Linked DNA regions of Homo sapiens: region 2 is linked to region 1. A link is a loop called in an ENCODE intact Hi-C map of the cell type or tissue named here. Cell type or tissue: CD4-positive, alpha-beta T cell. All regions are shown on one strand. Links, peaks and the distances in the headings refer to the core of each region. The heading gives the core; the rest is flanking DNA. Region 1 overlaps LOC124906291 (a long non-coding RNA gene). Region 2 has its middle 39 kb from the start of SPSB4.

What was found. A loop is a pair of places that touch in the nucleus more often than their neighbours do. Peaks named below come from ENCODE experiments on the same cell type or tissue, not always from the same donor. Only the 100,000 strongest peaks of a DNase experiment are listed, where the experiment ranks them.
Region 2: a loop joins it to region 1, with 8 times the contacts of the local background. A loop is called at or near these places in 6 of 110 quality-filtered maps.

What each region holds. Positions count from the first base shown.
Region 1 is chr3:141,449,904-141,454,299 of GRCh38, reverse strand. It overlaps LOC124906291 (a long non-coding RNA gene), which reads left to right. Exons shown (of 2, transcript XR_007096120.1): 2 at 1-4,396. Among named protein-coding and RNA genes, the nearest start is that of RASA2, 35 kb to the left of the region's middle. RefSeq lists an enhancer at 2,029-2,168 and a silencer at 2,962-3,134. In CD4-positive, alpha-beta T cell, for the core only: CTCF peaks have their summits at 1,900 and 2,101; a DNase peak (open chromatin) is centred at 2,079.
Region 2 is chr3:141,009,967-141,014,362 of GRCh38, reverse strand. No RefSeq gene overlaps it. Among named protein-coding and RNA genes, the nearest start is that of SPSB4, 39 kb to the left of the region's middle. In CD4-positive, alpha-beta T cell, for the core only: a CTCF peak has its summit at 2,662 (motif pointing left); a DNase peak (open chromatin) is centred at 2,642; H3K27me3 peaks cover 296 bases.

The DNA of each region.
Region 1 (4,396 bases), core at 178-4,177:
CTGCAACTGCGTGAGAGGCTCTGCCCAGCTGATCCCAGTCAAACCACAGAACCATGTGAAATAATAATAAATGGTTGTTTTAAGCCACTGTTTTGTGACACCGTGCAGCAAAAAGATAACCAAACTAAACATTGTTGGCAATGATAATAGTGTTTCCCTCATGGGGTGATATGAGGACTAAATGAGTTAATCTTCATTAGATGCTTAGAATAGCGCCTGGCAGTACTAGTTGCCATACAGAATATGTCGAATAAAAAAAGGAATGACCTAGGTCTCTGAAAGTATTAGAGTCTCAGGCCAATAAACACTCATTTTCAGGAAAGGACAGTATTTTTTATTGTTTTAGCTCTAGGTTCTTCCAAAAAATACCTTAGTCAATGTGGAATAAGTAGGTGGGGATGAAAACAGTGTCTTGGAGACCAAAAGGCTCAGAGTTGGTCCTGTCTGGCCTGGGCAAGCCCCTTAACCCCCTGGTCAGGGGTTTGTGACCAGCCTGGCCAACATGGTGAAACCCATCTCTACTAAAAATACAAAAATTCCCCGGGCATGGTAGCACGTGCCTGTAATCCCAGCTACTCCGGAGGCTGAGGCAGGAGAATCACTTGAACCCGGGAGGCGGAGGTTGCAGTGAGCCAAGATCGCACCATTGCACTCCAGCCTGGGCAACAGAGCGAGATTCCATCTCAAAAAAAAAAAAAAAAAAAAAATCTACCAAATAGCTTAGCCTAGTCTACCTTAAATGTGGGTCAAATGCTTACTTTAGCCTGCAGTTGGGCAAACTCATCCAATGCAATGCTTATTTTATGATAAAGTGTAGAATAGCTCATGAAATTTATTGAATACTGTACTGAGTAAAAAATGGAATGCTTGTATGGGTACTCAAAATATGGTTTCTACAGAATGTGTATTGCTTTTGCATAATCATGAAGTCAAAAAGTTGTAAGTGGAAACCTCAGAAGTCAGGGGTCATTTGTGTTGGTGTTTTCTGGATTCTTCCTTCTCTATACAAGCTTCATGGACGGGACACCTTGCACTCCTAGCTTCAACAATTCTAAAACCCAAAGACTATCCTTGATCCATCCCTAGCCCTCACTTCCCATATATCATCAAACATCACGTCCTGCTGATTCTCTCCCTTAAGTATCTCCCAAATCCTCCCCTTTCTCTCTATCTTCACTGCAATCACATCATCAGTTAAACTAAACTAAATTTGGCCTAAGGATGCCTTCATACTCAAGTCCAAAATGAACTGCAACCTTACTTAGTTGCATAAACTAACTAAATGCCTAAACTAACAGCTGAGTCTCAGTTCAGCAGCTGAGCTTCAGTCAATCTCAGACAGCTGACTGATTGACATAAGGCAAAACAGTGAGCTGTAGCCCATGAAGCTGCCTCTGTACCTTACTTCTTCCATTTTCTTCTTATAAATGCTGCCTGACTACGTTGTAGGCTGGAGTTCTTAAAACCTATTCTGGTTCTTAGGGGTCCCCAATTCACAAATGGTTCTTTGCTCAATTAAACTCTGTTACATTTAACTTGTTTAAGGTTTTTCCAGTTAACAAATCCAAGCCACTATAATCTCTAGCCTGCACAACTGCAGTAGCTTCCTAACTGCTCTACTTCTGGCCGCTACTGTCTTCCAAGCCATTGTCTACATTTCAGCCACAGTGACTTTTTTGTAATACAAAACTGATTAAATATACCTCTTCTTGTCCCAACCTGCTTTAAATAATTCAATGGCTTTCTGATGCTCTTAAGATCTTCTGGATCTTAAGAATAAGATCCAAATTCTTGGCATGACCTTGAAGGTTCTGCATGGTATGGCTCCTGTCCTCTAGTCTGATTTTAAATCAATTTCTCTGTACTCTGGCCACCACTGGCCTCCAAAGAACTGTGTTCCCTCCACAGGCTGCCCTTGATATCTGTTAGTCCCTCAACCTAGAAACTCTCTCTCCTTTCAACTCTTATTTATCTTTCAGACCTCAGCTCAAAAGTTACTTCCTCAGGTCTAGGTCTGAAAACAAAAAGTTACTTCCTCAAAGACAGCCTCCCTTGAACCTCCCAACTAGGTTACATTCCTCCATTAGATGTCCTCAGAGCACCATGCAGCCCTTCTGCATAGCATTTAGTATGGTTGTAAATAATCAGCTTTTTAGCCTTTTGTGTTCCCCACTATGTCACAGGCTCCAGGGACTATTTGTTTTGGCCATTCTTGTGCTGTACTCCCACCTCAAATATATTTTGAATGAATAAAATACAACTTTCAAATCCTTACCTCAAGTCAGTCTCCTCTTCTGAACTTCCAACCCAGGTATCTAGTTTGTTGGCAACACCATCCTTCTAATTGTTCAGGCCCAAACCTTGGTGTCATTTTTGATCCCTCTCTTTTTCAACCCCTGGTATCTACACCATTAGCAAATCTATCAGATCTGTCTTCAAAATACATCCAATATCTAAGCCACACAGAGTGTACCTCCTAATGGAAGAACATAACCCAACCTAAGAAGTTGCCTTGTTTCTTCCTAGACTGTGAACACCGAATTTCTTCGGAATGAAATTGCGAAGGGAAAAAATAGAAAATCTATAGATTATAAGACAGGTATATCAACTAATTGTAGTATGGGACTTTAGTTGGATTCTGATTCCAATTGTAAAAAATATATATATAATGATGAGACAACCAGAAATTTTAACGAATGGAACTTGATATTAAGGAAATGTTAATTTTTAAGGAATGGTAATGATATGGTTATATTAAAAATGTTGTTTACCTTTTTAGAGATGTATACTGACATATTTACAGATGAAATGGTATGATGTCTATGATCTGCTTCAAAATAATACAGTGGAGAAGGAAAGTAGGTGAGGGTATTGATGAAACAACATTGGCTGTGAATTGTTGATTGTTGAATGATGGGTACACTGGGTTTCACCAAACTATTCTACTTCTGCATAGGCTTGAAAATTTCCACATTACAAAATTAAAAATCTATCTCCAGAATGTGACCCATTTCTTACCATCCCCACTACTCCCACCCTCTTCCAAGCCACTGTCATCTCCCGCCTGTGCTGCCACAGTCTCCTATCTCATCTCCCTGCCTCCACCCTTGCCCCGGGCTGTGGTCTATTCAGTACACGCAGTAAGAGTGATCCTTGTAATCATATCAGATCCTTCCACTCTCTGCTGAAGTCCTCCAAAGGCTTCTCATCTTGCTTGGATATTGTGTTAACTCTCTCTGAGTTCATCTCTTACTACCCAGCCCCCTTCTTTGCTTGCCCACTGCCTTATGCTGTCAGGATAGAGGTCCAACTCTGGCAAAGCCAAGGCCCTGATGATGTGTCCCATGTGCCTCTCCAGGTTCATCATCCCAAACGCCAGACTTTTGGAACAACCTACATTCCCCGGTGGCTCCTTTGTTTTAGTTGCTCCTCTCTGGACCCGACGCCTCTGGTGAAGCCCAGCTCCACCAGCCCCCGCTCAGTATCACTTCTCTCTGCTTTGGTTCTAGGCCTCTTAAGAGCTCAGAGTTTTGTTTTATAATCATCTATTGTCTCATCAATCTCCTTCACCAGACTTAAGTTCCTCAAAGGCACAAGCTACCTCACATCTCTGTAGTCCTAGTTCAGCAGTAAAAATTAAGTATATTTTGAATGAATTAATTACAATTTTACATAAGTTAGCATTATTATTTTTTTTTGAGATGGAGTCTTGCTCTGTTGTGCAGGCCAGAGTGCAGAGGCACGATCTCAGCTCACTACACCTCCGCCTCCCAGGTTCAAGTGATTCTCCTGCTTCAGCCTCCCCAGTAGCTGGGATTATAGGCACCCACCACTATGCCCAGCTAAAGTTTTGTATTTTTAGTAGAGACGGGGTTTCACCATGTTGGCCAGCCCATTCCTGAACTCCCGCCTCGGCCTCCAACGTGCTGGGATTACAGTTGTGAGCCACCACGCCCGGCCACATTATTACATCTTTAAAATGTCTGTTTACCAGTTTCTCTAACTGGAATAAAATACTTTCACCTATAATTACATACAAGTCATATATTTTAAAATTATTGCAAAAAAGTGTTTGATTTTCCACAAAAACATTCTAAATAGAATGTTTTAGATGTTACTAATGAAATAATAAAATATAACATTTCTAACTAGTTCTTCATTCGTTGTCTAAATTTAGAGTGAATAGTTCTAAATTGCACACCCAGCCAACTTTCTTGCTCACTGACCATCTTGCTTGAGGAACTGGGTTAGGATGTACAAACTAGGGAGGGAGTAAAGGAGGCTTCTCTCTCCAGAAGAGAAATCAATAGCTGGTCAGGATTTGGGGAGGGCGAGGGGGATGCATTCTCAGATTTGGAGGAAACTGAAGTGGAAGAGCTGTTGCTTCTGTAAAAAT
Region 2 (4,396 bases), core at 202-4,201, 440 kb after region 1:
ATACACCCTGATCTGATCACTATATATTTTGTAGATCAAAACATCACTATGTACCCCATAATATGTTCAATTATAATATGTCCATTTTAAAAATAAAAACAAATAAATAAATTTATTCGCCAAAAAAATAAGTTTTTGAGTATCATTTAAAGAGGATTTCTAATATGTATGATATTTCAGTACACTATAATTATTATTCTTTTTGATGCTCAAATTGTCTCATCTTTGGCCACTGAAAGCTCCTTCAAGTTGGACTCTATATCCTTCTGGCATAGCCTGGAAGTCCTGAGAGCTTTCCTGCTCGCTGGCACAGGATGTCTTAGGCATATCTTGTACGTATCCTGCCCCAGCCCTGGAATCAATCATTTCTCCAAGGAGTCCTGGTTCCTTTTGGTGGTAAATGGTGCTTACATGAACAAAGTCATTTCAAAAGCACTTCCTCTCTGGAAATGAAGCAGACGAGAAGTTCAAAAATCACTGGTCAGATCTTTCCTGGTGCAGCCAGGGGAGGCAGATGCTGCAAAGCGACTTCACTATGTTCAAGATTTTGGCCTCTGGCTGGCCCTGCCGGAAAGGACCATGGAGAAAAGCCCAGAAAAACTAAGGCCAGCTGTCTTCTCATCCTTCCCGGAGAGCAACTGGCCAAGAGCTGACAGGTGTGAGGCTGGTGTTTTCCTGCAGACCTGCTCTCTCTGCTCATCCAGCTGATATCTGCAACAAAGTGTGCTGGGCTTCCTCACAGAGCACTGGACAGTGCTATTGTGAACTGTGTAATGGAAGGGGGAGTGACATGGGAGGAGTGGAGTGGGAGGAGAGGCTAATGGTTACTAAGGGCTTTTTTTTTTTTTTTGAGAGGAAGTCTCGCTCTGTGGCCCAGGCGGGAGTGCAGTGGCGCAATCTCGGCTCACTGAAAGCTCCGCCTCCCGGGTTCACGCCATTCTCCTGCCTCAGCCTCCCGAGTAGCTGGGATTACAGGCGCCCGCCATCACGCCCGTCTAATTTTTTTGTATTTTTAGTAGAGACGGGGTTTCACCGTGTTAGCCAGGATGGTCTCGATCTCCTGACCTCGTGATCCGCCCGCCTCGGCCTCCCAAAGTGCTGGGATTACAAGCGTGAGCCACCGCGCCCGGCCACTAAGGGCTTTTACAATTTCTTATTTAAACCTCATCATGACCCTAGAAGGTAGGTACTACTTGTATCTCCATTGTACAGCTGAGGAAAATGAGGCTCAAACAGGCTCAGTCACTTGGCTAAGGTCACCATATATTAATAATAAGTAAATGGAAGGGTTATAATGTGACCCAGGTCTTTTGGGCTTCATAGCCTTTGTTCTTTTCATGACAATGGGCTCCCTAAGCCTGGGGAGGGAGGTACTTGCATATCAACAACACTAGCAGCAGCCCCAACTGAAATTGGTAAATGCCACCCTAATATCCTTTCTCCCTTCCTTTCTTATTATAGAATTCTGATTTTATAATGGAGAACAATGTGCTCAGCTTGAAAACTACATTTCCCAAGTTATCTTGCAGTTAGGGGTGGCAAATGTGACATGAGTAGAAGTTGTGGCATGGGACTTCTGAGTAAGCTCCTTATAAGGGAACAGATAGTGGCGGGGCACCCTATTGCCTTCCTCCCATTCCTAGCTTCCTGCTTTAACTGTGGCCATGATGACTGGAGCTCCAATATCATCTTGGATCATGCAACAGCCTTGAAAATGGAAGCCTGGCATTAAGGATAAGGGAATAGGAACGGAGAAGGAGGCTGGGTCCCTGATGGATGACCATTAGAATTGACATGCCGGCCCCAAATGCCTATCTTTGTACTTCATTTCTGAGAAAGAGAAACAGACTTCTGTCATGTTTAAGCCTCTTACTTGGGTATTTTGTTCCAGGCAGATGAACCTAATTTAAATCGATATAAACCACAGCATCCAAATCAGACATGATGCAGAATTCTGGAACTTCAGTGATCTCCTAGTTCAGAAGGTTTCAGCCTTCCTGATCAAACTTCCCTTTGTATAACAAATATTTTGCAAGGCCTCCTTTATCATCTTGAAAAAAATGTACATGTAATATATCCCAATCAATATAATGTCCTAATTCCAATATAAAGGAGAAATAAAAGGAAAGTGATTTGTAATAATATGTAGTTTAATATATAGGTGCTCGGGCACAATTTCAGCAGCAGATACGATGAAGCAGTCAGATGCCAATACTTACAGGTAAACTCACTGTGAGCAAAGCAGCTTCAAATGCAGGCTGATAACCAGGGGGGTTATTTGTGACTCAGATACAGGAGTGGTAGTGTCACTGGTGTTGTGGCTGTCTGAAATGGCAAACAACTCTCGGCAAAGTTTCAATCAAACGAATTTTGCCTTGATTTACACAGTAGATGCATTTCTAGGAAACACTGTATATTGAAACCACCCAAAAATACTTCTGTTTATTTATAAAACAGAGTTCTAGGATCAAGTAGTTATGAGCAGGTGGTTCACTACGTCAGTTTCTGGTAGAATACTAAGAATTCATGTGAGGTTCATGACAGCTGTGTTGTATGGAGTTGTCCCACACTTTGCAGGGCTGCCAGCAACCCCCATCCACACCCACCAAGTGTCCTCCTCTCCTATCAGCCTGAAGGCGGAAAGCACCGCTCAAGCCTCCCGAGCGCCCCCTCGTGCACAGTCCTGTTCTTGCTGAGAATCGCTGGCACAGCGCATCTCTCTGAAATGCAGACGTCTCCTCTGCAGCTTCCAGAATGAGAGCAAAATCATCACAACGAGAGTGCCTTCTCTTTCATGCTCCTTCTGGATCTCAGGAACAACTCTAGGGGATGGGTATTATTGTCTCCATTTGCCAGATGAAGAAGCAGAAGACACTGGAAATTACTGATGCTGAAACAGTTGCACCCTGAGCACCTCAACAATTGAATTCTCAGTCTCTAAGAGAAGTAACAAAGAGTAAGGACATCTAACCATCTACACAACTGTCTCTGTTTCATATAGAAACACTTAGCTAACGCTGCAGATTTTTCTCATAAGACACTTGCCATGCCAATTAACTTGGGCTGGGGTAACGAATCCCTGGATAATATGAATTTATAATCTAACGATGTTTTGCTAGTATCATAAGAGTAAAGATGAAATGCCTCTGTGTCACTCTTCTGCTAACAACCACTCAGCCCAAAATGCAAGCTGGATAAGCAGGGACTCCCTTTAGGCACATGGTCCCACAGAACACACACGGCTGGTATTCAGCCGCAAGAAGGAATTTATTATGGGAGTTCCTAAGAGCAATGGCATGAGAGGAATCAATGTGAAAAATCTATATTTCTTCTACCAAAAATTGACCAATTTATTCTCACCTCCCAAATTATGGTTTGACTTTAGCTTTGCGGAACTTGAGGCAAGGTGAATTTACACTGTGATTTCTTTCCTTCATACAGATGAACACCTGACTTACTGACAAAGTTTCTCATATATATATATGAGAATATATATATATTCTTTCTTTTCTCAATGCTCATTTTTTTCTTTTTTTTTTTTTTGGAAGAGGAAAAGACTAAGGCTGGCAAAATTTTCTCTAAGCATACATCAGGCAGCTAAAGGGTTTAAATGAAAGTGCAATTGATTGCTTTCCTCCAGCTGGGGAGGGGATTGGGGTGGGGTGGCATGAAGGACCCTGTACTTACCAGCCTCCTACTGTGTACCAAACCTTCTCACAGGTGCTCATCAAATTTAATGGCCAAAGCAACCGTATTGGTCATTATAATTGCCATCTTACAGATGGGAAAAATAAGAGAAGATGACTTGCTCAAGTTCCCAAGCACGTGCTAGCCTCAGGATTTGAACCTAGATCTGTCTGAACTAGGAAACCGTAGTGATTTTATGATACCCTTTGGTAACCACTTGTTTGTATAACCTTGCCTTCCTCCACTGTTTCACACAGGACATGGTGTTCACTGCCCCACTGGGCATTTTTTTTTTTTTTGAGACAGGGTCTCATTCTGTCACTCAGGCTGGAGTGCAGGAGCGTGATCATAGCTCACTGTACTCTCAAACTCCTGAGCTCAAGTGTTCTTCCCATCTCAGCCTCCTAAGTAGGTGGGACTACAGGCACACACCACCATGCCCAGCTAATTTTTTTAAATTTTTGTAGAGACGAGGTCTCACTATGTTGCCCAGGCTGGTCTGGAACTCCTGGTGTCAAGTGACCCTCCTGCCTCACCTTCCCAAAGTACTGGGACTATAGGCATAAGCCACCACACCCAGCCTTAACATAAATCTTTGCGTGGCACAAAGAGCTGGACTTTCTGCCCTTAGAATTTGTCTCAGTTCCCAAATCTGAAACTCCAGGGGCGCAATCGTAAATGGAAACTCTACTTGCAGGGGCCTTTAGAG